Linked DNA regions of Homo sapiens: region 1 is linked to region 2. A link is an interaction called in ENCODE POLR2A ChIA-PET data of the cell type or tissue named here. Cell type or tissue: PC-9. All regions are shown on one strand. Each heading gives the region's core, and the rest is flanking DNA. Links, peaks and the distances in the headings are about the cores only. Region 1 overlaps GAPVD1 (GTPase activating protein and VPS9 domains 1). Region 2 overlaps RABEPK (Rab9 effector protein with kelch motifs).

Region 1 (16,133 bases), core at 7,004-12,003, 89 kb after region 2:
TCGGCCTTCCAAAGTGTTGGGATTACAGGCGTGAGCCACCGTGCCCAGCCATTTTTTTCTTTTTTTTTGACATGGAGTGTCACTCTGTTGCACAGCTGGAGTGCAATGGTGCGATCTTTGCTCACCACAGCCTCTGCCTCCTGGGTTCAAGCAATTCTCCTGCCTCAGCCTCCTGAGTTGCTGGTCTTACAGGCATGTGCCACCACACCCGGCTAACTTTGTATTTTTAGTAGAGACGGGGTTTTGCCATGTTGGCCAGACTGGTCTCGAACTTCTGACCTCCAGTGATCCACCCACCTTGGCCTCCCAAAGTGCTGGGATTACAGGTGTGAATCACTGCACCCAGCCAATGAATTTAATGCTTAATTCTTTGTTATCTTCAGTGGTCCCACCATGACACACCATCACATGCTAAGCTCCCTGTGAACAGTTGTGAGGCCCTTCACATTAATACATCTGTGGCACTGAGGTTGGTGAATAGGTCCAAGCATAAGGAATTTTCCAGGCAGTAGCAGAAGAGAGATGAAGCCAGGAGATTGTGGTATGGAAATTAAAGAGACTTTTCCAGTGACTTGTAGGAAATGTTTTGTGTTCATTTTCTTTCTAGTGGTATACTAGTAGTATTCCTGCATTATAGAGCCAAAAATATGTTGAGATGTATTTTGAGATACATGTTGTATTCTTTGGCTGGTCAGGAAAAAATGGAAGAAATAATGGAAAACTAAGAAAATAAATTTTTTTAAGAAATGGAGTTTGAGGCTTGGGAATCATTTTTAATATATTTGTAACAAAAAGCTTGGCTTAAAGGTGAATGAAAAGAAGGTCAGGCCTGGTGGCTCACACCTATAATCCCAGCACTTTGGGAGGCCGAGGTGGGTGGATCCCCCGAGGTCAGGAGTTCGAGACCAGCCTGACCAACATAGTAAAACCCCATCTTTACTAAAAATAAAAATTAGCTGGGTGTGGTGGCGCATGCCTGTAATCCCAGCTACTTGGGAGGCTGAGACAGGAGAATCGCTTGAACCCGGGACGTGGAGGTTGCAGTGAGCTGAGATCGCCCCATTGCACTCCAGCCTGGGCAACAAGAGTGAAACTCTGTCTCAAAACAAAACAAAACAAAACAAAAAACAGAAAAAAGAAACAAAAAGACAAGAAGAAGAAATCTTGACTCCCTAAAGATAGGAGTCTCTTCTCATAGAATTGTGAAATTGTGACCTCCTGAAAAAGTAGCAGCTTCTTTTTTTTTTTTTTTTGAGACGGAGTCTCACTCTGTCACCCAGGCTGGAGTGCAGTGGTGCGATCTCGGCTCACTGCGAGGTCCACCTCCCGGGTTCACGCCATTCTCCTGTCTCAGCCTCCCTAGCAGCTGGGACTACAGGCGCCCGCCACCACGCCCGGCTATTTTTTTGTATTTTTAGTAGAGACAGGGTTTCACCATGTTAGCCAGGATAGTCTCGATCTCCTGACCTCGTGATCCGCCCACCTCGGCCTCCCAAAGTGCTGGGATTACAGGTGTGAGCCATCGTGCCCTGCCAGTAGCAGCTTCTTATATTCAACAGTGATTGCTTGTTATTCAAGAAAATGGGCTAGAAAGAAGAGGCCAGTTTTAGTGATTGATAAAGTGATGGTGGTTGGTAAAGCTGTGTTTGGGACTATGACATGATACCCCATAGGGAAGAAGACCAACAATCTTCGAAACTCCATCCTCCACACACACACACAAATAAGCTGGCAAAAACTGTCAGAATCAACTTATTTGGAACTCTGGAATCTAATAAAAAACTTTTAACAACAAAGGAATGCTTAATGAAGAAAAAGACTGCTGAATTTTGTTAAGAGAGCTCTGTGATCCTACCCTGTTACCATCTTCAACCCCCAGCCCAGTGGCTGCTTTGAAGACAGCTTATATTACTGTGCAGTGTGCTGGTACTTGAGGGAGGAATGTGGACCTTATTCTGAAAGCAGCATGGTTGTGTATTTTGATCTGTCTGGTAGGTCCTGAAAGATCGTCTCAAAGGCTTGGCTTTGTTTTGCCTGCCTCTGATCTTTCCCAGGGCCGAGGCAGCTACACAGGTGGCATTTGTCAAAAGTATTGAAAAGCAGATATATTAGTTGCTTCTGCTTGCATTAAGGGATAACAGTCAGGGCAATCCGCATACAGATCCAAATGCTTATGAAGGAAGAGGCTTGGGAAGGAGACACCAGGGGGCACAAAGGCTTTGAAAAGCTCCCACGTGTTCTGGGGAATCTACCAGGTTGTACACATACCCAGGGCTGGTCATGTGCTCAGGAAAGACCCTAGAAGATCCAAGCTCTCACTGCTGGGTAACCTTCAGGCTGAACCCAAGTAGGAAGTGAAGGCTAAGGTACAGTTGCAAACTGCCTGGCTAAGTGTTGAAGTTCCCCAAAACAGAGCCAATCTTCAAAGACTTGGAAATGTTTTGTTTTGTTATTCCAGGTGTTAAATCTGCCAAATCACGTGCTCACCACTAAGCTAACAGAACAGAAACTTCAGAGGCCACACATGACAGAAAATTTAGAGAGATCATTAAATAGTCACTACAACAAGCAGCAACAACCAACTAGGGGTTAAGGGTATATAATCTGATTTCCAGAATTGCCACTTTGTAACATTTATTTGTTTATTTTTTATTTTAATTTTTTTATTATACTATAAGTTCTGGGATACATGTGCAGAACGTGCAGGTTTGTTACATAGGTATACATGTGCCATAGATCTACATTAGATATTTCTCCTAATGATATCCCTCCCCTAACCCCCTACCCCTGCGACAGGCCCCAGTGTATGATGTTCCCCTCCCTGTGTCCATGTATTCTCATTGTTCAACTCCCACTTATGAGGGAGAACATGCGGTGTTTGGTTTTCTGTTCCTGCATTAGTTTGCTGAGAATGATGGTTTCCAGCTTCATCTGTATCCCTGCAAAGGACATGAACTAATCCTTTTTTATTGCTGCAAACCACTATGGCACATGTATCCCTGCAAAGGACATGAACTAATCCTTTTTTATGGCTGCATAGTATTCCATGGTGTATATGTGCCACGTTTTCATTATCCAGTCTATTGTTGATGGGCATTTGGGTTGGTTCCAAGTCTTTGCTATTGTGAATAGTGCTTCAATAAACGTATGTGTGCATGTGTCTTTATAGTAGAATGATTTATAATCCTTTGGGTATATACACCCAGTAATGGGATTGCTGGGTCAGATGGTATTTCTGGTTCTAGATCCTTGAGGAATTGCCACACTGTCTTCCATAACAGTTGAACTAATTTACACTCCCACCAACAGTGTGAAAGTGTTCCTGTTTCTCCACATTCTCTCCAGCATCTGTTGTTTCCTGACTTTTTAATGATCACTTTATAATATTTAAAATGTCTGCTTTTCAGCAAAACTTATGAGGCATATAAAGAAACAAAAATATGGCCCTTTCACAGGAAAAAAGTTAATAGAAAATGTCCTTGATGGGCCAGGCGCAGTGGTTCATGGCCGTAATCCCAGCACTTTGGGAGGCGAAGGTGGGCTGTTCATGAGGTCAGGAGTTCGAGACCAGCCTGACCAACATGGTGAAACCCCGTCTCGACTAAAAATACAAAAATTAGCCAGGCGTGGTGGTGTGCACCTGTAATATCAGCTACTCAGGAGGCTGAGGCAGGAGAATCGCTTGAACCTGGGAGGCGGAGGTTGCAGTGAGCCAAGATTGCGCCATTGCACTCTAGCCTGGGCAATACAGCGAGACTCTGTCTCAAAAAAAAAAAAAGAAAACGTCCTTGATGGCCGGGCGGTGGCTCACGCCTGTAATCCCAGCACTCTGGGAGGCTGAGGTGGGTGGATCACCTGAAGTTGGGAGTTTGAGACCAGCCTGAGCAACATGGAGAAACCCTGTCTCTACTAAAAATACAAAATTAGCCAGGCCTGGTGGCACATGCCTGTAATCCCAGTTACTCGGGAGGCTGAGGTAGGAGAATCGCTTGAACTTGGGATGTAGAGGTTATGGTGAGCTGAGATTGTGCTGTTGTACTCCAGCCAGGGCAACAAGAGCGAAACTCTGTCTCAAAAAAAAAAAAAAAAAGAAAAGAAAGAAAAGAAAGAAAATGGCCTTGATGAAGCACAGACATTGGACTTACTCAAGACTTTAAATCAATTTTTTTTTTAATATACTTAAAGAGCTATGGAAACCACGGACAAAGAACTAAAGAAAACCAAGAGAACAAGGTCTCACCAAATAGAAGATATCAATAAAGGGGTAGAAATTACAGAAGGAACCATATAGAAATTCTGGAGTTGAAAAGTATAATAACTGGAATGAAAAATACACTAGAGGGGTTCAACAGCAGATTTGTACAGGCAGAAAAATCAGTGAACTTGAAGATGGATCAATTGAGATTATCTAGTCTCAGGAGCAGAAAGATTACAAAAGACAAAGACATTATATGTTGATAAATAGTCATTAAGAAGATACACCCAGCACTTTGGGAGGCCGCTCTCACTGCAGCCTCCGCCTCCCCTGTTCAAGTGATTCTCCTGCCTCAGCTTCCCTAGTAGCTGGGACCACAGGCATATGCCACTATGCCCAGCTAATTTTTGTATTTTTAGTAGAGACAGGGTTTCACTTTATGTTGGCCAGGTTGCTCTCAAACTCCTGACCTCAGGTGATCTGCCCACCTCAGCCTCCCAAAGTGTTGGGATTAGAGGCGTGAGCCACTGTGGCCAGCTAAAGTTTTTTTAGCACTCAGATTCTGTGGTTTTAGTTTAATCCAGAGTTTGCAGATGCTCTGATTTAGAAGCATGAAATTAGATTTTCGTATTTTATACTCCAGTGTGTATTTTGTATTTTATACTCCAGTGTGACTGACTTTGTACAGTGGCTTTCTGTATGGCGTCTCAAAATTGCTTGCCTTTGGATATGATTTGGAAAAAATATCTTCATTGTGTTATATAATCCCTTTTCTGTTAATTCACGTGAATCTCCAGACCTTGAAATGATTTTTCTCCTGATGTTTTAGTTTCACATCACTCACTATGGTGAATAGTTTAAGTTATCTAATTTAAAATATTTATGTTGGCCAGTTATGGTGGCTCATGCCTGTAATCCCAGTATTTTGGGAGGCTGAGGTGAGAGGATTGCTTGAAACCAGAAGTTCAAGACCAGCCTGGGCAACATAGTAAGACCTTGTCTCTACAAAAATAAAAAAATTTCCAGGGATGGTGGCTCACACCTGTAATCCCAGCGCTTTGGGAGGCTGAGGCAGAAGGATCCTTGGGTCCAGGACTTCAAGACCAGCCTGGGCAACTTGGCGAGACCCTGTCTTAATAATAAATAGGCCAGGCGCAGTGGCTCACACCTGTAATCCCAGAACTTTGGGAGGCCGAAGCAGGCAGATCACTTGAGGTCAGGAGTTTGAGACCAGCCTGGCCAACATGGTGAAACCCCATCTTTACTAAAAATACAAAAATTAGCCGGGTGTGGTGGCACATGCCTGTAATCCCAGCTACTTGGGAGGCTGAGACAGGAGAATCGCTTGAAACTGGGAGGTGGAGGTGGCAGTGAGTCAAGATCATGCCATTGCACTCCAGCCTAGGTGAAAGATTGAGACTCTGTCTCAAAAATATAATAATAATAATAATAATACGAAGAACTAAAATGAAAAAAATTAGCTGGGCTTGGTGGTGTGTACCTGTAGTCCCAGCTACTCAGGAGGCTAAAACAGGAGGATTGCCTGTGCCTAGGGGTTCAAGGCTGTGGTGAGCCATCATTGCACCACTGCACTCCAGCCTGGGCGACAGAATGAGTTCCATCTTAAAAAAATTTTTTTTAATAAAAATTTTATGTGTATTTAATTTTTTTTTTTGAGATGGAATCTCCCTCTGTCACCCAGGCTGGAGTGCAGTGGTGCAATCACAGCTCACTGCAACCTCCACTTCCCAGGTTCAAGTGATTCTCCAGCCTCCTGAGCAGCTGGGATTACAGGTGTGTGCCACGACGCCTGGCCTATGTCTATTAATTTCAAGCAAATAGGGAAAAAAAAACTTTTTTTTTTTTTTTTTTGAGATGCAGTCTTGCTCTGTCACCCAGGCTGGAGTGCAGTGGTGCAATCTCAGCTCATTGCAACCTCCACCTCCCGGGTTCAAGCGATTCTCCTGTCTCAGCCTCCCAAGTAGCTGGAATTACAGGCGTACACCACCACACCTGGTTGATTTTGTATTTTTAGTAGAGATGGGATTTTGCCACGTTGCCCAGGTTGAACTCCTGACCTCAGGTGATCCACCGGCCTTGACCTCCCAGAGTGCTGGGGTTACAGGCATGAGCCGCCACCGCTCCCAGCCAAAAAACCTGTATTTAAAGGCATCATGTGTAAATGTATAAAACCATTTCAAAACCTTTAATTTACTCAGAGCCAAAACAGCAACCAAGAATTTTTTTTTTCTTTCTGTTTAAAAATCATTTATCTTTTAGCTGACAAAATTGTATCTATTTATGGTATACATGTTTTGATATACATTGTGGAATGGCTGAATCAAGCTAAATAACCTGTATCGCCTCACATATTTTTCATTTTTTGTGGTAAGTTTTTTTCTTTGTAAGTGAGGGTACTATTCTTCCTTCATATTTCAGCAACAGCCAAGGGAGCCAAGGCCTCTGAGTTCAAGTCCAAGGTGTACCTAAAACATGCTATGTGACTTTCAACAAAGCACTTAATTCTTCATTAAGGTGGAGATATACACACAAAGCTGAGTTGTGAGGCTTGTAGGGAGTAGTGAGATGTAGTTATGTTATTTGGAAGTCATCTGGCAAATGGAAAGCATATAAAAAGGCCATCAGTCTAAGCTGGAGATGTCTGTGAAGTCATACTTTAGTTTCTGGTGTGGACTTTTGTGGCCCTGTATGTATGTTGTGATCAAGTGGACGTTCAGACTAGATGGATTAAATCTTGATGCCTACAAAATAACATGATTACACGTTTTCTTCTAGTTGAATTTATTTACTTTTATTTACTTTAAATTTTATTTAAATTTTGCAAATTTAGTATGTTTAAAAATTTTATTTATTGATTTTTTATTTTTATTTTTTTGAGATGGAGTCTCACTGTATCGCCCAGGCTAGAGTGCAGTGGCGCGATCTCGGCTCACTGCAAGCTCCGCCTCCCAGGTTCACGCCATTCTTCTGCCTCAGCCTCCCGAGTAGCTGGGACTACAGGCACCCACCACCAAGCCCGGCTAATTTTTTTTGTAGTTTAGTAGAGATGGGGTTTCACCATGTTAGCCAGCATGGTCTCGATCTCCTGACCTCGTGATCTGCCTGCCCTGGCCTCCCAAAGTGCTGAGATTACAGGCGTGATCCTCTGCGCCCAGCCTTGTTGATTTACTTTCTTTAAATTTTGCAAATTTAATACGTGACATGACAACTGTTTTATGTGCATCTTTTTACTTAATTCTCAACAATTACATGGCATACATACTGTTACTGTCACCATTTTATAGATGAAGAAACTGAGGCTTAGAGAATTTCAATAACTTGCCTATCCAAGGTTACATAGTTGACACATGACAGAATTAGAAGGACCAGCGTGCTGACACCAAAGACTTCTGATTTGTATAATTCTCACCACTACTCATCTGGTAGTCTGGTTGCCTGTTCTATCTGTAACACTCGTAGGGTAATGGAAAGGCATGGCTTCAGCTGCTTTAATTTATATACTTTTATTCCACAGGTATTTAAAAGCTTGACAGACCTTCTAAATAGGTTTGTAGTTAAAAATTGATAATTTAAGATTAAGGAGTTAAATATGCATTTGCTGTGGTTTGTTTCCTTATCAGTAATCTTTCCATTGATAAACCAAAATTGACATTTTATTTTTTAGGTCCTAAACATGCAGCTTTCGGATGGAGGACAAGGAGATGTCCCTGTTGATGAAAACAAACTCCATGGTAAACCTGATAAAACCTTGCGCTTTTCCCTCTGCAGTGATAATCTGGAAGGAATATCTGAAGGTGAAGGGTTACTTCATTCAAGGAGTTGTGTGGTTCAATTAATAGTTTGTTTTGTGTTTTTTAAAGGAGCTTATAAATTATAATTATACCATCTGTGCTTCTCACTGAGGAGACTAATGAAGATTTCCTCTAATGAGCCTGAACAGTTGGCTGTAAAGATTGTTTCCTGAATAAAATTAAAATTGCAAGATGCCTTTGGTCATATAAAATGGAGAAGATATGTCTTTATTCAGACTTAAATAGAATAACAGCAAGTTCTGTTTCTGCAGTATTAATATATACCAAAGCTTATAGAGCTCCTTTAGAAGGATATCATGCATGTCGAAACGGGAAAAAATGGACTTACTAGTATTTCAATATGTTGCACATACTCTTAAATGTTCTGTATTCCTTTACTCACACTCACACATACCTTTATGAAGCAGAAGACAATGGAAATAGGTATTAAAAAGAAAATTCAAAGCCAAGATTGTGAAATGAGAATATGTCATTTTGCCTACTAGTACCAATTTTTTTTTTTTGAGACAGAGTCTCGTTCGTTGCCCAGGCTGGAGTGCAGTGTCGCAATCTCGGCTCACTGCAAGCTCCGCCTCCCGGGTTCACGCCATTCTCCTGCCTCAGCCTCCTGCATAGTTGGGACTACAGGCACCCGCCACCACGCCTGGCTAATTTTTTGTATTTTTAGTAGAGACGGGGTTTCACCGTGTTAGCCAGGATGGTCTCGATCTCCTGACCTCGTGATCCGCCCACCTCAGCCTCCCAAAGTGCTGGGATTACAGGCGTGAGCCACCGCGCCTGGCCCCGGGTTTTTTTTTATTTAAAGACAATAGTTCAAATTTACTGACATTTAAAAAGAAACCTAAAATATAATAACTTCATATTTTAATCTGACTTTTCCAAAAAAATGACATGTAATGTATGTTCATTCTACAAAACAGAGAAATAGAATCACCTATAATCTCAAAATTTTGTTGATAGCAGTTGACGTTTTAGATTATTCACAGCAAAATTAGGTTTATCCTGTTTTGTAACCTTTTGTAATTTAATAATATGGCATTAACATTTCCCTTTGTAATTTAACATTCTTAAATAACATGGTTTTTATGGCTGTTTTCCTTAACCTCACATGGCATATCATAATTTTTTTCAACTTTCTTCTGTGATTAAATCTATAGATTTCTTCCACTTTTTGGACATAATAACTTCTGGGCTGGGCGAAGTGGCTCATGCCTCTAATCCCAGCACTTTGGGATGCCGAGGTGGGTGGATTCACTGAGCTCAGGAGTTTGAGACCAGCCTGGGCAACACGGTGAAACCCCATCTCTACTAAAATACAACAAATTAGCTGGGTGTGGCAGCGTGTGCCTGTAGTCCCAGCTACTCGGGAGACTGAGGCAGGAGAATTGCTTGAACCAGGGAGGCGGAGGTTGCAGTGAGCCAAGATGGTGCCACTGCATTCCAGCTTGGACGATAGAGCGAGACTCTCTCTAAAAAAAAAAAAAAAAAAGAAGAAAAAGCTCTATAACAAGCAACTTTAGATTAATTATTATTATTATTTTTTGAGATGGAGTCTCACTTTTGTTGCCCAGGCTGGAGTGCAATGATGCGATCTCAGCTCACTGCAACCTTTGCCTCCCGGGTTCAAGCAATTCCCCTGCCTCAGCCTCCTAAGTAGCTGAGATTACAGGCATGTGCCATCAGGCCGGCTAATTTTTATATTTTTTGTTTTGTTTTGTTGTGTTGTGTTTTGTTTTGTTTTTTGAGATGGAGTCTCGCTCTGTCGCCCAGGCTGGAGTGCAGTGGCGCGATCTCGGCCCACTGCAAGCTCTGCCTCCCGGGTTCACGCCATTCTCCTGCCTCAGCCTCCTGAGTAGCTGGTACTACAGGTGCCCGCCACCACGCCTGGCTAAATTTTTATATTTTTAGTAGAGGCTGGGTTTCACCATGTTAGCCAGGATGGTCTCGATCTCCTGACCTCATGATCCACCCACCTCAGCCTCCCAAAGTACTGGGATTACAGGCATGAGGCATTGCACCCAGCAGATTAATTTGTTATTAGCACCTTAGGATAAATTCCTAGAAGCAGAATTTCTCAAAGGGCATGTGTTTTTTTAAGGTATAAAAAGTATTAAAAACACTTTAATCAGTTGTTAGTCTTTTATCAAGGCATGAAAAATTGTGTGGTGGCTCATGACTGTTTTAAAAAGATTGCTCACACTATAAACATTTCTCTAGGTCCTTCAAATCGCTCCAATTCAGTGTCCTCCCTAGACCTAGAAGGAGAGTCTGTGTCAGAACTTGGAGCAGGACCTTCTGGCAGTAATGGAGTTGAAGCTCTACAGCTGTTAGAACATGAGCAAGGTAAAGTGAAGTTGAACACAGTTGCCTAAGTAGCAAAGAATTTACCTGATTGCAAGATGAGCAGTGTGTTTTCATTAAGTTGGCTTGGTTCAGTAAGAGATTAAATCACCATTAAACTTAACATTTATTCATCATTCCTTCAGTTCTTCAAAATCTATTTAGTTGGTAAGTGGATTGTTTAGGCTTAATAAATTAATATAAATTACTTGAAATTCAGTAATATTTGATATTTTAATTATGTAATATTTTAGGGATACAATGTAAATACTCAAGGCTCAAGGAACTTAGAATAGGGAAAGAATAGTACACAATTGATTTAAAGTATCATGAAAGTATTTGGCAGTTCTGAGTGAGAGATACATATGGTTGAAAGTATAGGGAAAGCTGCTGGGCCCGGTGGCTCACACCTGTAATCCCAGCACTTTGGGTGGCTGAGGCGGGTGGATCACCTGAGGTCGGGAGTTCAAGACCAGCCTGACCAACATGGAGAAAGCCCGTCTCTACTGAAAATACAAAATTAGCCAGGGTGGTGGCACATGCCTGTAATCCCAGCTACTCGGGAGGCTGAGGCAGGAGAATCGCTTGAACCCAGGAGGCGGAGGTTGCGGTGAGCCAAGATCGTGGCATTGCACAACAGGCTGGGCAAAAAGAGTAAAACTCCGTCTCAAAAAAAAGAAAGTATAGGGAAAGTTTATTGGAAGAAAATATTAGCCTTGAGGGCTGGCTGGCATTGCCTTGGCAGAAGTTGGAGATAGGTCATTCTAGGTGAAGGACAAGCATAAGCAAGTCAAAGAGGTGGGAAGCCATAGTACTTTTTCAGGTATCAGTTAGGGAAATGGAGTGAGGTAAGGATTAAAAAGTAGGTGGATCCCTGTTGTGGAAAGAAGGATATCAGTATTTTAGTAGTAAGCTGGAAGCCACTGAAGGCTTTTGGTTCAGTGAAGATGAGGAAGTGAGGTGCCTTAGGAAGATTAAGTTGAAAGAGTTTTTTGGATTTGTTCATTTAAGATGATGCCCTTGGCCAGGTACAGTGGCTCGTGCCTGTAATCCCAGCACTTTGGGAGGCTGAGGCAGGTAGATCATTTGAGGTCAGGAATTTGAGACCAGTCTGGCCAACATAGTGAAACCCCATCTCTACTAAAAATACAAAAATTAGCCAGGTGAGGTGGTGAGCACCTGTAATCCCAGCTACTCAGAAGGCTGAGGCACGAGAATCGCTTGAACCTGGGAGGCAGGGGTTGCAGTGAGCTGAGATCGCACCACTGCACTCTAGCCTGGGCGACAGAGTGAGACTCTGATTGAAAAAAAAAAAGATGGGCCGGGTGCGGTGGCTCATACCTGTAATCCCTAGCACTTTGGGAGGCCAAGACAGGCGGATCATGAGGTCAGGAGATCAAGACCATCCTGGCTGACACGGTGAAACCCTGTCTCTACTAAAAATACAAAAAATTAGCTGGGCATGGTGGCAGGCGCTTGTAGTCCCAGCTACTCGGGAGGCTGAGGCAGGAGAATGGCCTGAACCCGGGAGGCAGAGCTTAGTGAGCAGAGATCACACCACTGCACTCCAGCCTGGGCGACAGAGCGAGACTCCATCTCAAAAAAAAAAAAAAAAAAAAGATGATGCCCTCAACTAGGTTTGACACAGTGATTTTAGCATGCATAAGAATTACCTGGTTAGCTTTTTAAAAATTCCATTTCCCAAGTCTTACTTCTAAAAAAGAAGTCAGTTTTTAGAAAGAAAAAGAGTATTGTCATTGGAGTGTGTGTGGCTTGAAAAAAGTAATGCTGTATTTTACTGGATTTGTTTATCAGTGTATTAATTAGGATTAAGTTTGTTGCAAGCAGCAGAGAAAACTCAAGTAATAAAGTAGTACCTCCTTATCCATGGTTTCACCTTCCATGGCTTCAGTTACCCATGGGCAAACTTGGTGCAAAAATATTAAATGGAAAATTTCAGAAATAATTCATAAGCTTTAAATTCTGTGCCATTCTGAATAATGTGATGAAATCTCACACAGTCTCACTCTATCACATCCAGGACATGAATCATTCCTTAGTTCAGTGTATCCACATATACACTACCTGCCTATTAGTCACTGCTTATCAGATGAAAACAGCATGGAATATATAGGATTTGGTACGATCCGAAGCTTCAGTTATCCACTGGAGGCCATTGCATAAGTGGAGGAGGAACTTTCATATGAGCTTATGAAAGAAGTTGAACAAATGTCACCTCTTTAGCAAACTTCCTGGGAGATTCTGAGATAGGTGGTTGGCATATGCAAAATGCTAGATTAAGAAGTGAATTGATAGGCCAGGCACAGTGGCTCACGCCTGTAATCCCAGCACTTTGGGAGGCCGAGGCGGGCGGATCACCTGAGATTGGGAGTTCGAGACCAGCCTGACCAACATGGAGATAAAATTCTTTAAAGTTGATTAAAAAGTCATAGCTGTGCTACTATTTTAAAAGTGCTTAATTTTGTTTTTGATAGCTACAACACAGGATAACCTTGATGATAAGCTAAGGAAGTTTGAAATTCGTGACATGATGGGATTAACAGATGATAGGGACATATCAGAAACAGTGAGTGAGACCTGGAGTACAGACGTCTTGGGAAGTGACTTTGACCCTAATATTGATGAAGATCGCTTGCAAGAAATTGCAGGTAACTGCCATTTAATGTCTCTGAAATATCACGGTTTAGTTATTCAAATCCACCAACCTTTCATGGGAGGGAGCACCAGTGCCCTGACAAACATTGTGTGTGTTAGCACCATCTGGGAAACTGTTATAACTGTATGGAACAAGGCATTTGGGTACTTTTTTCTTTACTTAAATATAACTAGTGTTTTTCCTTTCTACATTTAATCCCACCCCTTACCCATCCTCCTCCCAGCTGCCCAAAAAAAAAAAAGAAAGAAAGAAAAACCAGTGTTTTGAATTAGCTTCTGGTCAAGTGTTGTTTGCAGGGCATAGTATAAGTTCTTAGTCTGTCTCTAATTAGTATATTCTCTGTTTGAAGCCAAACACCTAACCTTAAGATGAAAATTCTTATAGATTATAGCCATAAAATCTTTCACAACAATATGATACTGCTGTTCTCTAAAAAAATGAATTCACTTCTGGAAGAGTTAATTCAGTTCCTAAGGGTAACCAGGTTTTTCTTTTTCTTCTTCTTACATTTTTATTTATTTTCAAATAGAGACAGGATTTCGCTTTGTTGCTCAGGCTGGTCTTGAACTAATGAGCTCAAGTGATCCTCCTGCCTTCTTTTTTTTTAATGTGAAGTTTATTCAGGTGCTATGTATATACACTAAAATTCGCTCCTTTTTGGATACTGTTTTATGAGTTCTGAAAGATATATAGTCTTGTAACCCTCATCTTCATTTTGTTTTTAAATCATGGAAAATTTATTGATATGTTTATTTTTCTTCAACTTTTATTTTAGGTTCAGGGGGTACATGTGCAGATTTGTTACATGGGAAATTGTTAGAGCAAATTGTATGTTGCTGGGGTTTGGTGTACAGATGATTTTGCCACCCAGGTAGTGAGCATAGTAACCAATAGGTTTTTTTTTGTTTTTGTTTTTTTAATTTAAGATAGAGTCTTACTCTGTCGCCCAGGCTGGAGTTGCAGTGGTGCGATCTCAGCTCACTGCAACCTCTGCCTCCCTGGTTTAAGTGATTCTCCTGCCTCAGCCTCCCGAGTAGCTGGGACTGCAGGTGCCCACCACCACACCCAGATAATTTTTGTATTTTTAGTAGAGACGGGGTTTCACCATATTGGCCAGGCTGGTCTCGAACTCCTGACCTCAAGTGATCCATCCGCCTCGGCCTCCCAAAGTGCTGGGATTACAGTCATGAGCCATTGCTCCCGGCCTAAATCATGGAACATTTTAAACAAATACAAGAGATGGTGGTATCATGAACCCAGTGTACCCATCACTCAGTTTCAGGAGTTAGACCCACATGGCCAGCTTTCTTTCATCTGTTCTCCTATCCACTACCCTCTTCTCTCCCCTCATTATGTTTAGGCAAGTTCCAGACATTATTTTATTTCTAATTATTTTATGATATAGCTTTAAAAGGTAACTTTTATTAGTAACTTTTTTTCTAATTTTTTTTCATGCCCTGAAGTAGAATTATTCTTTTATTAGGTTTAATCCAAAGTAGTGAAGCCTTTTGAACTTCAGTGTTTTTAACACAGACGTATAATAATGTTTAATACTTTCGATTTGTATTTTTAAGTAGTGCAAATAGATTTCTTTTTTTTTTTTTTTTTAAATTTATTTTTTTATTGATAATTCTTGGGTGTTTCTCACAGAGGGGGATTTGGCAGGGTCATGGGACAATAGTGGAGGGAAGGTCAGCAGATAAACAAGTGAACAAAGGTCTCTGGTTTTCCTAGGCAGAGGACCCTGCGGCCTTCCGCAGTGTTTGTGTCCCTGATTACTTGAGATTAGGGAGTGGTGATGACTCTTAAGGAGCATGCTGCCTTCAAGCATCTGTTTAACAAAGCACATCTTGCACTGCCCTTAATCCATTTAACCCTGAGTGGACACAGCACATGTTTCAGAGAGCACAGGGTTGGGGGTAAGGTCACAGATCAACAGGATCCCAAGGCAGAAGAATTTTTCTTAGTGCAGAACAAAATGAAAAGTCTCCCATGTCTACTTCTTTCTACACAGACAGGGCAACCATCCGATTTCTCAATCTTTTCCCCACCTTTCCCGCCTTTCTATTCCACAAAGCCGCCATTGTCATCCTGGCCCGTTCTCAATGAGCTGTTGGGCACACCTCCCAGACGGGGTGGTGGCCGGGCAGAGGGGCTCCTCACTTCCCAGTAGGGGCGGCCGGGCAGAGGCGCCCCTCACCTCCCGGACGAGGCGGCTGGCCGGGCAGGGGGCTGACCCCCCCCCCACCTCCCTCCCGGACGGGGCGGCTGGCCGGGCAGGGGGGCTCACCTCGGGAGGCCGAGGCTGGCGGATCACTCGCGGTTAGGGGCTGGAGACCGCCCGGCCAACACAGTGAAACCCCGTCTCCACCAAAACCAGTCAGGCGTGGCGGCGCGTGCCTGCAGTCGCAGGCACTCGGCAGGCTGAGGCAGGAGAATCAGGCAGGGAGGTTGCAGTGAGCCAAGATGGCAGCAGTACAGTCCAGCTTCGGCTCCGCATGAGAGGGAGACCGTGGGGAGAGGGAGAGGGAGAGGGAGAGGTGTAAATAGATTTCTTAATTGGTTTTACATTACTTTGTTCCAGATGCCAAAGTGGTATTGTTCTTGGCAGTTAGCTGTATTTGCGCAATAAGCTGTATTTGCAGTTGAGTGAGTGCTATGAAGATGTGTATTTTCCTGTGAATGTATCTTATTGCCCTGAATAGTGACTAATATGCTGGAAGAAAAAATATTTGGCCAGCATAACATTCTGTGGTTAAACTCTCAGTGTTTTTAATCTTTGTAGGGCTATAAATTTTAGAACGATATTAAGGACCCCTGTAAAATTTGCTGAGAAATCAAAGCTAAAGCTGTTGAAATTACTTGACTTAATGATGTGTGTTTTCTCTATGGAGAGTCAAAGGTGAACTGGAGGAAACTGGTGAAAAGGGTATTGTGCCATTGTGACCAAAGTAGGAACTTGTGTTTTTAGTGGTGTGCTTGATTGAAGTTATTCTTACTTTGGCCTCTTTCTTGTAGGTAGAGAGGAATTTGGTGGTTTTTTTTTTTTTTTTGAGACAAAGTCCCAAAATGACACGGCCATTTTTAT
Region 2 (15,644 bases), core at 10,645-15,644:
CTTTGTGACGCCCAGGTGGGAGGATCACCTGAGGTCAGGAGTTTGAAACCAGCCTGGCCATCATGGCAAAACCCCATCTCTACTAAAAATACAAAAATTGGCCGGGTGCAGCGGTGGGTGCCTGTAATCCCAGCTACTCGGGAGGCTGAGGCAGGAGAATCACTTGAACCCGGGAGGCGGAGGTGGCAATGAACCAAGATCGTGCCATTGCACTCCAGCCTTGGCAACAGAGCGAGACTCTCTCAAAAACTAAATAAAAAAATAAAAAGGTATAATGATCAAGTTAAAAAGTTTAAACCATACAATTTATAAAGTAAAAAAGTAAAAGAAAGAATAAGAAAGACAAAAAACAAACAGAAGTAAAAGATTCCCCTTCAGCCTTTCCTTTCCCCGCCTCAGGTACATGCCTGGGTGATTTTTTTTCTTTTTCTTTTTTTTTTTTTGAGATGGAGTCTCGCTCTGTTGCCCAGGCTGGAGTGCAGTTGCCCGATCTCGGCTCACTGCAACCTCCGCCTCCCGGGTTCAAGCGATTCTCCTGCCTCGGCCTCCCAACTAGCTGGGATTACCAGCATGCACCAACATGTCCATCTAATTTTTTGCGTTTTTAGTAGAGACAGGGTTTCACCATGTTGGCCAGGCTGGTCTTGAAGCCTGACCTCAGGTAATCTGCCCACTTCAGCCTCCCAAAGTGCTGGGATTACAGGCTTGAGCCACTGCACCCGGCCAGATTTTTGTATTTTTATTGTAGAGATGCAGTTTTGCCATGTTGCCCAGGCTGGTCTCAAACTCATGAGCTCAAGCAATCTGCCTGCCTCTGCCTGCCCACCTCTGCCACCACACTCAGCCAAAATTTTTACCTTGCAAAGTAAAATTGGGAAAATTAAGAGATAGCACATTCCCAAGCCAGAGTATTTGGGAAAAAAAAAAAAAAAGACACATCACAGTGTGACTTTTCTCTTTCCAGAAAGAATGGGCTTTGTGATTCTTTTAAAGCAGTTTTAAAAGTTTAAATAATATTGGTTTTGAATATATAAAACTATAAGGAACAAGAAAAAAAACATATGTATGTGTATATGTGTGTGTGTGTGTACATGTGTATGTACTATCACCCCAAAATTAAATTACTGTTAACATCTCAGTGTATTATCAATCTTTTTTTTTTAAGAACAGAGATAATTCAAACCAGATGTGGTGGCTCACGCCTGTAATGCCAGGACTTTGGGAGGCTGAGGAGGGCAGATTACTTGAGGTCAGGAGTTCAAGAGCAGCCTGACCAACATAGTGAAACCTCGTTGCTACTAAAAATACAAAAAATTAACTGGGCGTGGTGACGCACACCTGTAATCCCAGCTACTTGGGAGGCTGAGGCATGAGAATCACTTGAACCCCGGAGGCGGAGGTTGCAATGAGCCGAGATCTTGCCACTGCACTCCAGCCTGGGTGAGGGAGCAAGACTCTGTATCAAAAAAAAAAAAAAAAAAAAAAAAGGACAGAGATAATTCTATATGTTACATTTGCATCCTATATTTTTCACTTAAGCATTGTTCCATGCAATCAGAAAGTCTTCACCAGCATTTTGAAATGATGATTATTATATAAATATTAGAGTCAGGGTCTCACTGCATTGCCAAGGCTGGTCTCAAACTCCTAGCCTCAAGTGATCCTTCAGCTTTGGTCCCTCAAAGTGCTGGGATTACAGGCATTGAGCCACACCACCCGGCCTTCACCATCATTTTTAATAAGTGCTTAGGCCAGGCGCGGTGGCTCACGCCTGTAATCCCAGCACTTTGGGAGGCAGAGGCGGGTGGATCATGAGGTCAGGAGTTCGAGACCAGCCTGGCCAAGATGGTGAAACCCTGTCTCTACTAAAAATACAAAAATCAGCCAGGAATGGTGGCGGGCGCCTATAATCCCAGCTACTCAGGAGGCTGAGGCAGCAGAATTGCTTGAACCCAGGAGGCAGAGGTGGGTGGATTACCTGAGGTCAGGTAATCCTGGGCAACATGGTGAAACCCTGTCTCTACTAAAAATACAAAAAATTAGCTGGACGTGGTGGCAGGTGCCTGCCTGCCACCCTCTGCTGCAATCCCAGCTACTAGGGAGGCTGAGGCAGGAGAATCCCTTGAACCTGGGAGGTGGAGGTAGCAGTGAGCTAAGATCACGCCACTGCACTCTAGCCTGGGTGACAGAGCAAGGCTCTGTCTCAAAAAAATAAATAAATTTTTTAAAAAGTGTGTAATATTTCCTCATGGCTATACTAATAATTAAACCTGCTCATGGACACTTAGGCTATTTCCAATTTTTGTCTATTATAAACAATACTGTAATGAACAAGCCAGGTATGCTGACTCATGCCTATAATCCCATCGGCTCAGGAGGCTGGAGGACCGCTTGGGCCCAGGAGTTTGAGGATGTAGTGAGCCATAATTGCACCACTGCACTCCAGCCTTTGCAGTAGAGCGAGACCCTGACTCTAAAAAAAAAAAAAAAAAAAAAATGCTATAAGGAACATATTTATGCAGAAACCATTTCAGGTAATTTTAAATTAAATTCCTTGGGACACTGGGGACTCCTTGAACAACCAGCAGGCATACCATAAACAGTAATTCAAAGACAAATTGTTTGGCAGACCTTTGTTTCAAAGAGTTTTTGCAGGCTGGGCGCAGTGGCTCATGCCCGTAATCCTTTGGGAGGCCACTTTGGGACACCAAAGCAGGTGGATCCCTTGAGGTCAGGAGTTCAAAACTAGCCTTGACAACATGATGAAACCCTGTTTCAACTGAAAATACAAAAAATTATCCAGGCATGGCGGCAGGTGCCTATAATCCCAGCTACTCGGGAGGCTGAGGCAGGAGAATCGCTTCTCCTGGAGGAGGCAGAGGTTGCAGTGAGCCAAGATCGCACCACTGCACTCCAGCCTGGGCAACAGAGCAACACTCTATCTCAAAAAACAAAAACAAAACAAAAAAAAAAAACAACAGAGTTTTTGCAGTACTCCTTTAAGACTTTTCTGGTATATAGAAATGATTAATTTTCCAGAATTCTATATATGTACAGCTTTGAAGATAAGAAGGGTTGCCTGTAGTAAAACGTAATAATCATCATATTCATAACTCTCATGTATTGGGTACTTTTTTTTCCTTCATGCTTTATGTATATTATCTCATTTAATTCATACCTCAGCTCTTAAAAGTAGGTATTGTCTTTTTTTTTTTTTTTTGAGATGAAGTCACGCTCTGTTGCCCAGGCTGGAGTGCAATGACACAATCTTGGCTCACTGCAACCTCCACCTCCCGGGTTCAAGCAATTCTCCTGCCTCAGCCTCCCGAGTAGCTTGGACTGCAGGCACATGCCACCACGCCTGGCTAATTTTTAAAATATTCTTAGTAGAGATGGGGTTTTACTGTGTTAGTCAGGATGGTCTCGATCTCCTGACCTCGTGATCCGCCCATCTTGGCCTCCCAAAGTGCTGGGATTACAGTCATAAGCCACTGCGCCCGGCCAGTATTGTCTGTATCCTTATTTTACAGCCATAGAAACTGCAGCTTAGAGAAGTAATTGGTGAAAGGCCACATAGTTATATAGTGAGATAACCTGGTTTCAGCTCCAAATCCCATATTCTAACCATTATCCTATACTGCCACATCAGGAGTCCCTGCTAACTTTTATTTAAGACTAGTCTGTTTTTTTCCCCAACCCCTTCAGCAAATCAATTAAGTCTAGCAGGATGCAGTGGTGTGTGCCTATAGTCCCAGCTACTTGGGAGGCTGAGGTGGGAGGACCACTTGAGCCTAGGAGTTCCAGTCCAGCCTGGACAACATAGCAAGACCCCATCTCTAAAAATAATAATAAGACTGGGTGTGGTGGCTGACACCTGCAATCCCAGCACTTTGGGAGGCTGAGGTGGGTGGATCACTTGAGCCCAGGAGTTCAAGACCAGCCTGGGCAACATGGTCAATCCCTATCTCTACTAAAAATACAAAAATTAGCCAGGCATGATGGTGTGCACCTATAATCCCAGCTATTTGAAAGGCTGAGGCAGGAGAATTGCTTGAACCTGCGAGGCAGAGGTTGCAGTGAGAGCCAAGATCGTGCCATTGCACTCCAGCCTAGGCAACAAGAGCACAACTCCATCTCAAAAAAAAAAAAATGGCTGGATGCAGTGGCTCATGCCTGTAATCCCAGCACTTTGGGAGGCCCAGGGGGGTGGATCTCTTATGGTCAGGAGTTTGAGACTAGCCTAGCCAACATGGCAAAACCTCAGCTTTACTACAAATATGAAAAAATTTAGGATGGGCGCAGTGGCTCATGCCTATAATCCCAACACTTTGGGAGGCTGAGACAGGTGGATCATTTTAGGTCAAGAGTTTGAGACCAGGTTGGCCAACATGGTGAAACCCCGTCTCTACTAAAAATACAAAAATTAAGGGCCAGGAGTGGTGGCTAACGCCTGTAATCCCAGCACTTTGGGAGGCCGAGGCGGGCAGATCACGAGGTCAGGAGATCGAGACCATCCTGGCTAACACGGTGAAACCCCGTATCTACTAAAAAACATACAAAAAATTAGCCGGGCTTGGTGGTAGGCACCTGTAATCCCAGCTACTTGGGAGGCTGAGGCAGTTGACTCACTTGAACCTGGGAGGCGGAGGTTGCAGTGAGCTGAGATTGCACCATTACACTCCAGCCTGGGTGACAGAGGAAGACTCTGTTTCAAAAAAAAAAAAGAAAAAGAAAAAGAAAAAAAAAAAATTTAGCTGGGCGTGGTGGTGCACACTTGTAATCCCAGCTACTCAGGAGGCTGAGGCAGGAGAATCGCTTGAACCTGGAAGGCAGAGGTTGCAGCAAGCCAAGATCGCACCACTGCACTCCAGCCTGGGTAAGAGAGTAAGACTTTGTCTCAAAAAAAAAAAAAAAAAATTAGCTGGGTGTGGTTTTGGGTGCCTGTAATCCCACCTACTCAGGAGGCTGAGGCAGGAGAATCACTTGAACCTGGGAGGTGGAGGTTGCAGTGGGCGAAGATCGCACTTGTGCATCCTAGCCTGAGCAACAGAGCAAAACTCTGTCCCCCGACCCCCTGCAAAAAAAAAAAAAAAGTTGAGTGCCACTGACATAGACAAGTAACTTGTCCAAATATTAGTCATTAAGGGATGAAATTGTTATTGAAACATTACTTATAAAATAAATAAATAACAAGGCTGGGCACAGTGGCTCACACCTATATCCTAGCACTTTGGGATGCCGAGGTGGGCAGATTGCCTGAGCTCAGGAGTTTGAGACCAGTCTGGGCAACATGGTGAAACCCCGTCTCTATGAAAATACAAAATATTAGATGGGGCCGGGCACGGTGGCTCACGTCTGTAATCCCAGCACTTTGGGAGGCCAAGGTGGGCGAATCACGAGGTCAAGAGATCAAGACCAGTCTGGCCAACATGGTGATACCGCGTCTCAATTAAAAATAGAAAAATTAGCTGGGGGTGGTGGCATGTGGCTGTAGTCCCAGCTACTCGGGAGGCTGAGGCAGGAGAATTGCTTGAACCGGGGAGGCGGAGGTTACAGTAAGCCGAGATTGTGCCACTGCACTCCAGCCTGGGCGACAGAGCGAGACTCTGTCTGCAAAAAATAATAATAATAAATAGAAGCCAGGCGTGGTGACTCACGCCTGTAATCCCAGCACTTTGGGAGGCCAAGGTGGGCAGATCACCTAAAGTCAGGAGTTCGAGACCAGCCTGACCAACATGGAGAAACCCTGTCTCTACTAAAAATACAAAAATTAGCTGCATGTGGTGTTGCATGCCTGTAATCCCAGCTACTCTGGAGGCTGAGGCAGGAGAATCGCTTGAACCTGGGAGGCAGAGGTTGCAGTAAGCTGAGATCATGCCATTGCACTCCAGCCTGGGCGACAAGACCGAAACTTTGTCTCAAATAATAATAATAATAATGATAATAATAATACATTAAATAAATGAATAACAAGAAGATGACTCTGAAGGGCTGTCACAGAAACAGACTCATTCATTTTGACTTTGTGGCAGTTTTAGTTTGAAGCTAAAGAGGAGATCGTTTTTATTTCATAGCGAGAAATGGCTTCCGGGTGCTGAGTAGAAGGGGCAGGCATGTTTGGTAGTGGGCTCTCCAGCCCTAGAAGCATGCACGCAGAGCCTCTGTAGGACTTTTTTTTTTCTTTTTTTTAAGACAGAGTCTTGCTCTGTCGCCCAGGCTGGAATGCAATGGCGCAATCTCGGCTCACTTCAACCTCCACCTCTCGGGTTCAAGCAATTCTCCTGCCTCAGCCTCCCAAGTAGCTGGGATTACTAGGCACCTGCCACCACACCTGGCTAATTTTTTTTTTTTTGTATTTTTAGTAGAGACAGTGTTTCACCATGTTGGCCAGGCTGGCCTCGAACTCCTGACCTCAGGTGATCCACCTGTCTCGGCCTCCCAAAGTGCTGGGATTACAACTGTGAGCCACCGCAGCAGCCTATAGGATGTAAAAGGAGGGATGCCTGGATTGGCTGGGGGAGTTGGAGTGAATGACCCCAGGGTTGCTTCCTGCATGGGACAGCTCCGCTTGCTAGGAGGTGCTACAGAGGCTTGGGCCTGTTTCTCGTGTTCTTTTTTAATAGTTTTGCCATTTGATGTTATTGAATTTACTTTTCTAGACACTCTGACCTGGTCACAGCCAGAGACACTTGGAAATCCTCCATCTCCCCGGCATGGTCATGTGATGGTGGCAGCAGGGACAAAGCTCTTCATCCACGGAGGCTTGGCGGGGGACAGATTCTATGATGACCTCCACTGCATTGATATAAGTAAGCAGGGCATGGGGGCTTGTCTGTTTAAAATTGTTATTTTTATTTATTTATTTATTTTTAGACAGGATCTCTGTCTGTCACTCAGGCTGGAGTGCGGTGGCATGATCTCAGTAGCCTCAGCCTCCAGGACTCAAGTAATCCTCCTACCTCATCCTCCGCAGTAGCTGGAGCTACAGGTGTGTGCCACCATGCTTGGCTAATATAAAATTTTATTTTGGTAGAGATGGGGTCTCACCATGTTGCCCAGGCTGATCTCAAACTTCTGTGCTCAAGTGATTTTTTAGTGTGCTTTGAAAGAATATGGCCTTGCTTGGCCAGGTGCAATGGCTCATGCCTGTAATCTTAGCACCTTGGGAGGCTGAGGCAGGCATATCACCTGAGATCAGGAGTTTGAGACCAGCCTGGCCAACATGGTGAAACCCCGTGTCTACTAAAAATACAAAAATTAGCCTATTGTCATGGCACATGTGCCTGTAATCCCAGCTACGTTGGTGCCTGAGTCAGGAGAATCGCTTGAACCCAGGAGGTGGAGGTTGTGGTGAGCTAAGATTACGCCACTGCACTCCAGCCTGGGCCACAGAGCAAGACTCCATCTCCAAAAAAAAGAAAAAAAAAAAAAAGCCGGGCTTGGTGACTCACACCTGTAATCCCAGCACTTTGGGAGGCTGAGGCTGGGGGATCATGAGGTAAGGAGGTCGAGACCAGCCTGGCCAACATAGTGAAACCCCATCTCTACTAAAAATAAAAAAAATTAGCCAAGTGTGGTGGCACTCGCCTCTAGTCCTAGCTACTTGGGAGGCTGAGGCAGGAGAATTGCTTGAACCCGGGAGGCAGAGGTTGCAGTGAGCCGAGACCACACCATTGCACTCCAGCCTGGGTGACAGAGTGAGACTCCATCTCAGAAAAAAGAGCTGGGCACAGTGGCTCATGCCTGTAATCCCAGCACTTTGGGAGGCCAAGGCAGGTGGATCATCTGAGGTCAGGAGTTCGAGACCAGCCTGGCCAACATGGTGAAACCCCATCTCTACTAAAAATATAAAAATTAGCCAGGCGTGGTGGTGCATGCCTGTAATCCCAGCTACTCGGGAGGCTGAGGCAGGAGAATTGCTTGAGCCCAGGAGGCAGAGGTTGCAGTGATCCAAGATCATGCCACTGCACTTCATCCTGGGCGACACAGCAAGACTCCGTCTCCAAAAAAAAAAGAAAAAAAGAAAAAAAAAATCAGCCAGGCTTGGTGACAGGCACCTGTAGTCCTGGCTACGTGGGAGGCTGAGGCAGGAGAATCGCTGGAACCTGGGAGGTGGAGGTTGCCGTGAGCTGATTGCACCCCTGCACTCCAGCCTAGACGACAGAGTGAGACTCCGTCTCAAAGAAAAGAAAAAAGAAAAAGAAAATATAGCCTTGCTCTTATGTGTAGGTAACTTGACCAGCTGGCAGAATCTTCATCAGATTCTGTTACCTCTGGACAGAATACTAATAATAAAAAATCATAGCACTAAATAATCTCCTGAGTGCTTACTATGGACCCAGCCATTTATTGTCTCTTAACCTTCCAACAGTGCTCTCCTTTCATTACAACCCATTATGCTTTGTGTTGGCCTACTGGATTTCTTTCTGGTGTTAGCCATTAACCCATGAAGGATCTGGATAATGTGGATGTAGATGACTAGAGTTTCATGCTTTTCATGTTAAATGGTTGAAAACAGTGGGAAGAGGAAGGTTAGAGAGAACATGAGAAATATCCTTTAAGTATCTGAAGGGCTGATATGCTGTGGAGAGACCCTGGACTCATTCTGGGCAATTCCTTCAAGCTGTGAGGTCCATTATGGTAGGGAACTTGTCTATTTTGTTCTCCAGTACATTTCTAGCACTTAGCACAGTGTCTGGCAGATAGTGGGTGACAGGTACTTTCTTTTTTTTGAGATAGTGTCTCACTTGGTTGCCCAGGCTGGAATGCACTGATGCGATCTTAGCTCATGGCAGCCTCTGCCTCTCAGGTCAAGTGATTCTCCTGCCTCAGCCTCCCGGGTAGCTGGGACAACAGGCACGTGCTACAACACCCAGATAATTTTTTTATTTTCTGTAGAGATGAGGTTTCACCATGTTGCCCAGGCTGGTCTCCAACTCCAGGACTCAAGGGATCCACCCGCCTTGGCCTCTCAAAGTGCTGGGATTATAGGCGTGAACCACTGCTCCCGGCTCATACCTGTTATTGAGTGGAGGGATGAAGAAATGAACATGTTCTGCATTGCTCCAGACTACAAGAACTGGAACAATGGGCAGAAGGCATGGGAAGTCCTGTGTAGTGTATCGGGCTGACTTCCCAAGCCCTGAATTATCTGGCTCCATGACAGCTGAGGCCAGGGGACACTGGCTTTGTATTCTTGCATTGGCTAGAATTTTGGCCACACCGGGTGATTCTCCCTTCTTACTCTGAGATGCTGGGCCCCTGCCTTGCATTGACAGATGGAAACTATTTTTTTTTTTTTTTGAGATGGAGTCTCGCTCTGTTGCCCAGGCTGGAGTGCAGTGGTGCAATCTTGGCTCACTGCAAGCTCTGCCTCCCGGGTTCATGCCATTCTCCTGCCTCAGCCTCCTGAGTAGTTGGGACTACAGGTGTCCACCACCACGCCCGGCTAATTTTTTGTATTTTTAGTAGAGACAGGGTTTCACCGTGTTAGCCAGGATGGTCTCAATCTCCTGACCTTGTGATCCGCCCACCTCGGCCTCCCAAAGTGCTGGGATTACAGGTGTGAGCCACTGCGCCCGGCCGACAGATGGAAACTATTTACACAAAACCATTCCTTGCGGGCAGTCAGATGGGGTCTTAATGCTTATTTTTAAAAAGAGCCTTTTTCTGGTGTTAGGAACTACTTGTTGACTATTTTTCCTGCCTACCCAAGTAGTTCTCTAAATCTAAAATCCAGTGATAGCTTGCCTTATTTAAATGCTTGTTTTGGCTGGGAGCAGTGGCTCACCCCTGTAATCCCAGCACTTTGGGAGGCCGAGGTGGACGGATCACCTGAGGTCAGGAGTTTGAGACTAGCCTGGCCAACATGGTGAAACCCTGTCTCTACTAAAAATGCAAAAATTAGCCGGGTGTGGCGGCACGTGCCAGCTACTCTGGAGGCTGAGGCAGGAGCATCGCTTGAATCCGGGAGGTGGAGGTTGCAGTGAGCTGAGATCGCGCCACTGCACTCCAGCCTGGGTAACAGAGTGAGACTCTGTCTCAAAAGAAAAAAAAATGCTTGTTTGAAAAGATGCAAGTTTCCCTGCAAAAATAGGTGGGAAGTAGGCGCTAAGGCAGCACATTATCGTGTAGAGATTTTGGAGACACAGGCTTTGGAGCCACACCTAAGTGCAGTCTTGCTGTGCCACTTACAAGCTATAGGGTCTCGGACAAGTCTCTTTCCTTCTCTATTCTTGTTTGCTCATTTGTAAGAAGAAAGGGGAGGCCAGGCACCAGGCCATGGCTCCCGCCTGTAATCCCAGCACTCTGGGAGGCCGAGGTGGGTGGATCACGAGGTCAGGAGTTCAAGACCAGCCTGGCCAAGATGGTGAAACACCGTCTCTACTAAAAATACAAAAAATTAGCCAGACCCGGTGGCAGGTGCCTGTAATCCCAGCTACTCGGGAGGCTGAGGCAGAGAATTGCTTGAACCTGGGAGTCAAGATCAAGCCACTGCACTCCAGGCTGGGCAACAGAGCGGAAAAAAAAAGAATAAGAAAGGGGATAGGCAGAAGTAATAGAAATTTCATAGGGCTGTTATGAAAATTAAGTGAGCAAAATTTGTTGTTTAGCCAGCACTTACAAAATCGCTAAGGAACTGTATTTTTTTTTTTTTTTTTTTTTTGAGACGGAGCTTCGCTCTTGTTGCCCAGGCTGGAGTGCAATGGTGTGATCTCAGCTCAGCGCAACCTCCGCCTCCCAGGTTCAAGCGATTCTCATGCCTCAGCCTCCTGAGTAGCTGGGATTACAGGCATGCACCACCATGCCTGGCTAATTTTGTATTTTTAGTAGAGACGGGGTTTCTCCATGTTGGTCAGGCTGGTCTCGAACTCCCGACCTCAGGTGATCCGCCCGCCTCGGCCTCCCAAAGTGCTGGGATTACAGGCGTGAGCCACCGTGCCCGGCCCAGGAACTGTATTTAAAGTACACACACACACACACACACACACACACAGAGACAGAGAGAGAGAGAGAGAGAAACTGAGCTAATTCGAGGCAGTTAATAGTGAATGGTTGAAGGTGACTGTTATTATAAAGGTTGTATCACATTTCTGTGTGATCCAAAGACTGCCTACATCAGAATCGCCTGAGATTCTGGGAATCACTGAGCCCCTCCCTGCCTTCCTCCCTGGACTACCCAATCATAATGTCAGAGTTCCCCAAATAATTCTTATGTGCACTAAACCTCTCAGAGCTCTTGGTGAATGACTTTCAGTGATTGGTGTGCAAACTACAGTAGATAGATAAGTTTGAAAGCACATCTTAGCCCATGCTGCGCCAAAGCTCTTTCTTTCTCTTGGCAGGTGACATGAAATGGCAGAAGCTAAATCCCACTGGGGCTGCTCCAGCAGGCTGTGCTGCCCACTCAGCTGTGGCCATGGGAAAACATGTGTACATCTTTGGTGGAATGACTCCTGCAGGAGCACTGGACACAATGTACCAGTATCACACAGGTGAGCAGGTGTCCATGGGGGATCTTTAAACAAATCTAAACATTCTTTGAAACGTGATGCGGTGGCTCACGCCTGTAATCCCAGCACTTTGGGAGGCCGAGGCAGGCAGATCACGAGGTCAGGAGATCGAGACCATCCTGACCAACATGGTGAAACCCCATCTCTACTAAAATACAAAAAATTAGCCAGGCGTGGTGGCGGGCGCCTGTAGTCCCAGCTACTCGGGAGGCTGAGGCAGGGGAATTGCTTGAACCCAGGAGGCAGAGAGGTTGCAGTGAGCTGAGATCACACCACTGCACTCCAGCCTGGTGACAGAGCGAGACTCTGTCTCAAAAAAAAAAAAAAAAGAAAGAAAGAAAAAAGTGATGCAGTGCTTCCAATTTGGTTCCTCTATATCTAAATCCAAAAGAATGAAAACTCTGTAGGGGATGACATCAGGAAAGCAGCAATGCTGCCATAAGGTTTTTTTCCTTTTACTCCTGTTTGTTAGGACTCGGCTGCTACAGTAAATCACTGAGCATTTCTAGAAATTTCATTACTTTTTAAATTTTATTCAGATTTTGGCTTTCACTATCTGGAAATTGTTTTTTTTTTTTTTTTTTTTTTTGTCTGAGATGGAGTCTCACTCTGTCGCCCAGGCTGTAGTGCGGTGACGTGATCTTGGCTCACTGCAAGTTCCACCTCCTGGGTTCACGCCATTCTCCTGCCTCAGCCTCCCGAGTAGCTGGGACTACAGGTGCCCGCCACCATGCCCAGCTAATTTTTTTTTTGTATTTTTGGTAGAGACGGGGTTTCACCGTGTTAGCCAGGATGGTCTCCATCTCCTGACCTCGTGATCCACCCGCTTCGGCCTCCCAAAGTGCTGGGATTACAGGCGTGAGCCACCGTGCCCGGCCTATCTGGAAATTTCTTAACATGAAGCCTTTTCCCTCCCCAACATAGAAGAGCAGCATTGGACCTTGCTTAAATTTGATACTCTTCTACCCCCTGGACGATTGGACCATTCCATGTGTATCATTCCATGGCCAGTGACGTGTGCTTCTGAGAAAGAAGATTCCAACTCTCTCACTCTGAACCATGAAGCTGAGAAAGAGGATTCAGCTGACAAAGTAATGAGCCACAGTGGTGACTCACATGAGGAAAGCCAGACTGCTACACTGCTCTGTTTGGTGTTTGGTGGGATGAATACAGAAGGGGAAATCTATGACGATTGTATTGTGACTGTAGTGGACTAATAAAACCCACATTTTTATTACCTGTCAGTTACTTTCAGAATAGTTAAGTAAAACATTAGCTGTTTTATACCTCCAAAATATCTTCTGCATTATATATCTGTTTTTCTCCTACTTTGGTAGGTGAAGAAACTAATGCAAATAATTCTTATGTGCACTAAACCTTGCTATATTGCCTCTCAGAGCTCTTGGGAATGACTTTCAGTGACTGGTTTGCAAACTGTGGTAGATAGATAAGTTTTGCCCAATGCAAAAACCTCCACTGCATTAACATAAAAGGCTTTGGGCCAGGCTTGGTGGCTCACGCCTGTAATCCCAACACTTTGGGAGGCTGAGGAGGTGGATCACCTGAGGTCGGGAGTTCAAAACCAGCCTTACTACCATGAAGAAACTCCGTCTCTACTAAAAACACAAAATTAGCCGGGTGTGCTGGCCCATGCCTGTAATCCCAGATACTCAGGAGGCTGAGACAGGAGAATCGCTTGAACCCGGGAGGCGGAGGTTGCGGTGAGCTGAGATCACACCATTGCACTCCAGCCTGGGTGACAAGAACGAAACTCTGTCTCAAAAAAAAAAAAAATATATATATATATACATATATACACACATATATATGTATACATATATAGTATATTTATATGTATACATATATATGTATACATATTTATATATACATGTATTTATATATGTATACATAAACACATATATATGTATACATATATATATATATAAAAGGTTTTGCCAACAATACAAACCTAGGTAGGTGTGATTTGTGTATTAAATGCTAATCACAAAGTTGCAATATGGTTAGGGTTAAAAAAGAAGTTGCAGAATTATAATTGGTAAACAACAAACTATAGACATCAGACACATAGTTGAAGTCTATCTTTTTAATATTCAGTAACAGCTCCTCAGAAAGAGTTACAGACTAGGTGGTCCACGGTAGTGAGAGCCTTTGAGGTAAGGGAAGACTAGCCCTAGTTGCTAACTACCATTTAACCCTATTGCCCCAGGGTACACAGCACTGTAGGTCATCTTTAATGGCTGTATTGGGCTTGGCCTGAGACCAGTATTCTGCTCAGGGTCTGCCCAAATGCTTTTCGGGCAGTGCAGCTGAGGCCTAGGTCTAATTAAGAGTTTGGTGTTGGGATCCAGTTCTACTAGCCCTAGAGAATTAACCTTTCAGCCAGTTGCCCATCTATAAAATACCTATCCTTGGGCAGTATTGGATTCTTTTTTTTTTTTTTGAGGTGGAGTCTCACTCTTGTCGCCAGGCTGGAGTGCCGGGCTGGAGTACAGTGGTGTGATCTCGGCTCACTGCAACCTCTGCCTCCCGGGTTCGAGTGATTCTCCTGCCTCAGCCTTCAGCTTGCACTACCACGCCCAGCTAATTTTTGTATTTTCAGTAGAGATGGAGTTTCACCATGTTGGCAAAGATGGTCTCTATCTCTTGACCTTGTGATCCACCCGCCTTGGCCTCCCAAAGTGCTAGGATTACAATATTGGATTTTATGTTAGCACCAGCCTGTCCTTTATTGATCATACCATTTACCTGGACTCTTTTCTTCAGGAACACAATCTAAGTAATCCTAAACCAGTTTTGACACAAACCATTGCCTTTAACAACCCATTCATAGTGAGGGGATTTAGTGTAGTTTCAATGTCACCATCCAAGATCCCACCCCAGTACCACTAATGAGAAATTTCAGGGATGGAGATTCTGACACAGCTAGGGTTCACAATATACCTTTACATCCTAAAGTTACAAATGAAATCCAAGTGTATAAAGTTAATACCAGTGATCACTCACTCCCCATCATTTCTCAGAGAATCCAAGCAGCTATAAAAGCATCATTAGTAATAATTTTAAAAAAAGCCACCAGAAAGGCAGTTTTAGAAAGATAAGGGGAAATAGGAAACCAAGTATGTTCAAGAAAACCCCACTCTTGGGCACTGTGAAATGCCCCTTGCCTGAGTAAAGATGTGGATTAACTTCTCTCCCCTTTTCTTAGATTAATGCAAAAGCCGAGCATGGTGGTAACAAGCCTGTGGTCTCAATTAGCTGGGAGACTGAGGTGGAAGGATCACTTGGGCCCAGGAGGGTTAAAAAAAAAAAAAAAAATCCCTGGAAGCATTAAATAGAAGTGTTTCCTTATCCCAACATACCAAATACTCCCTCCCCTCACCCCACACACGAGTATCTAGTCTTAAATTTCCTAAAATAAGTAATTGATCTAATTAGAAGCTTCTCACAAACATTAGACCAGTGTAAATAACAAACATTTATTGGTGTCACTTATGGTAGAAAAAACTTCCTACACCAGATGCACATGACCCAGTTGTTAAATAGAACATTTTGAAGGTGAACACACACCCTAACCCAGGTTTTTTACCCGCTTTTTAAGATGGCCAATTCTTCTTCTCCCCCCCACCCAAAGACATGTGAGCAACTGCTAATGAAAAGCAGTAAACAGCCGCTTAGGCTATAGCAGTTTCAACTCCACTCTGAGGTGAAGATTCCAATTACATTCGAGACTTAAGTTCTTTCAATTTTTTCCTAACAAAAGTTCCTGAGTCCAGTATTTACAATATTACAGCACTAGCAGATCAGTGTCTACAACTCATCTTTTTCTGCTGTATCCTCTTCACCAGTTGGGGGAGGGCCTGCACTTCCATAGAGTTTGCTGATAATTGGTTGAACAATTTCTTCCAGTTCCTTCTTCTTAGCTTTGAAGTCTTCAATGTCAGCATCTTGGTGGCTTTCCAGCCATTCAATCTTTTCTTCTACAGCTTTTTCCATGGTCTCCTTATCTTCAGAGGAAAGTTTACCTCCCAGCTTTTCTTTATCTCCAATCTGATTCTTTAGAGAATAGGCATAGCTTTCCAACTCATTTCTAGTATCAATGCGCTCCTTGAG

The links. Peaks named below come from ENCODE experiments on the same cell type or tissue, not always from the same donor. Only the 100,000 strongest peaks of a DNase experiment are listed, where the experiment ranks them.
Region 1: POLR2A ChIA-PET joins it to region 2 with 16 read pairs; 20 of 35 experiments call an interaction of 5 or more read pairs at or near these places.

What each region holds. Positions count from the first base shown.
Region 1 is chr9:125,313,553-125,329,685 of GRCh38, forward strand. GAPVD1 (GTPase activating protein and VPS9 domains 1) reads left to right here. Exons shown (of 28, transcript NM_001282680.3): 10 at 7,881-8,010; 11 at 10,246-10,371; 12 at 12,864-13,037. Among named protein-coding and RNA genes, the nearest start is that of GAPVD1, 60 kb to the left of the region's middle. In PC-9, for the core only: no CTCF peak of the experiment used is centred there; no DNase peak of the experiment used is centred there; H3K27ac peaks cover 714 bases.
Region 2 is chr9:125,221,251-125,236,894 of GRCh38, forward strand. It overlaps RABEPK (Rab9 effector protein with kelch motifs), which reads left to right. Exons shown (of 8, transcript NM_005833.4): 6 at 6,660-6,809; 7 at 11,346-11,495; 8 at 12,438-12,911. The coding sequence ends at 12,730. It overlaps HSPA5 (heat shock protein family A (Hsp70) member 5), which reads right to left. Exons shown (of 8, transcript NM_005347.5): 8 at 13,603-15,644. The coding sequence ends at 15,342. Among named protein-coding and RNA genes, the nearest start is that of HSPA5, 12 kb to the right of the region's middle. In PC-9, for the core only: no CTCF peak of the experiment used is centred there; DNase peaks (open chromatin) are centred at 12,641 and 13,711; H3K4me3 peaks cover 1,017 bases; H3K27ac peaks cover 2,225 bases.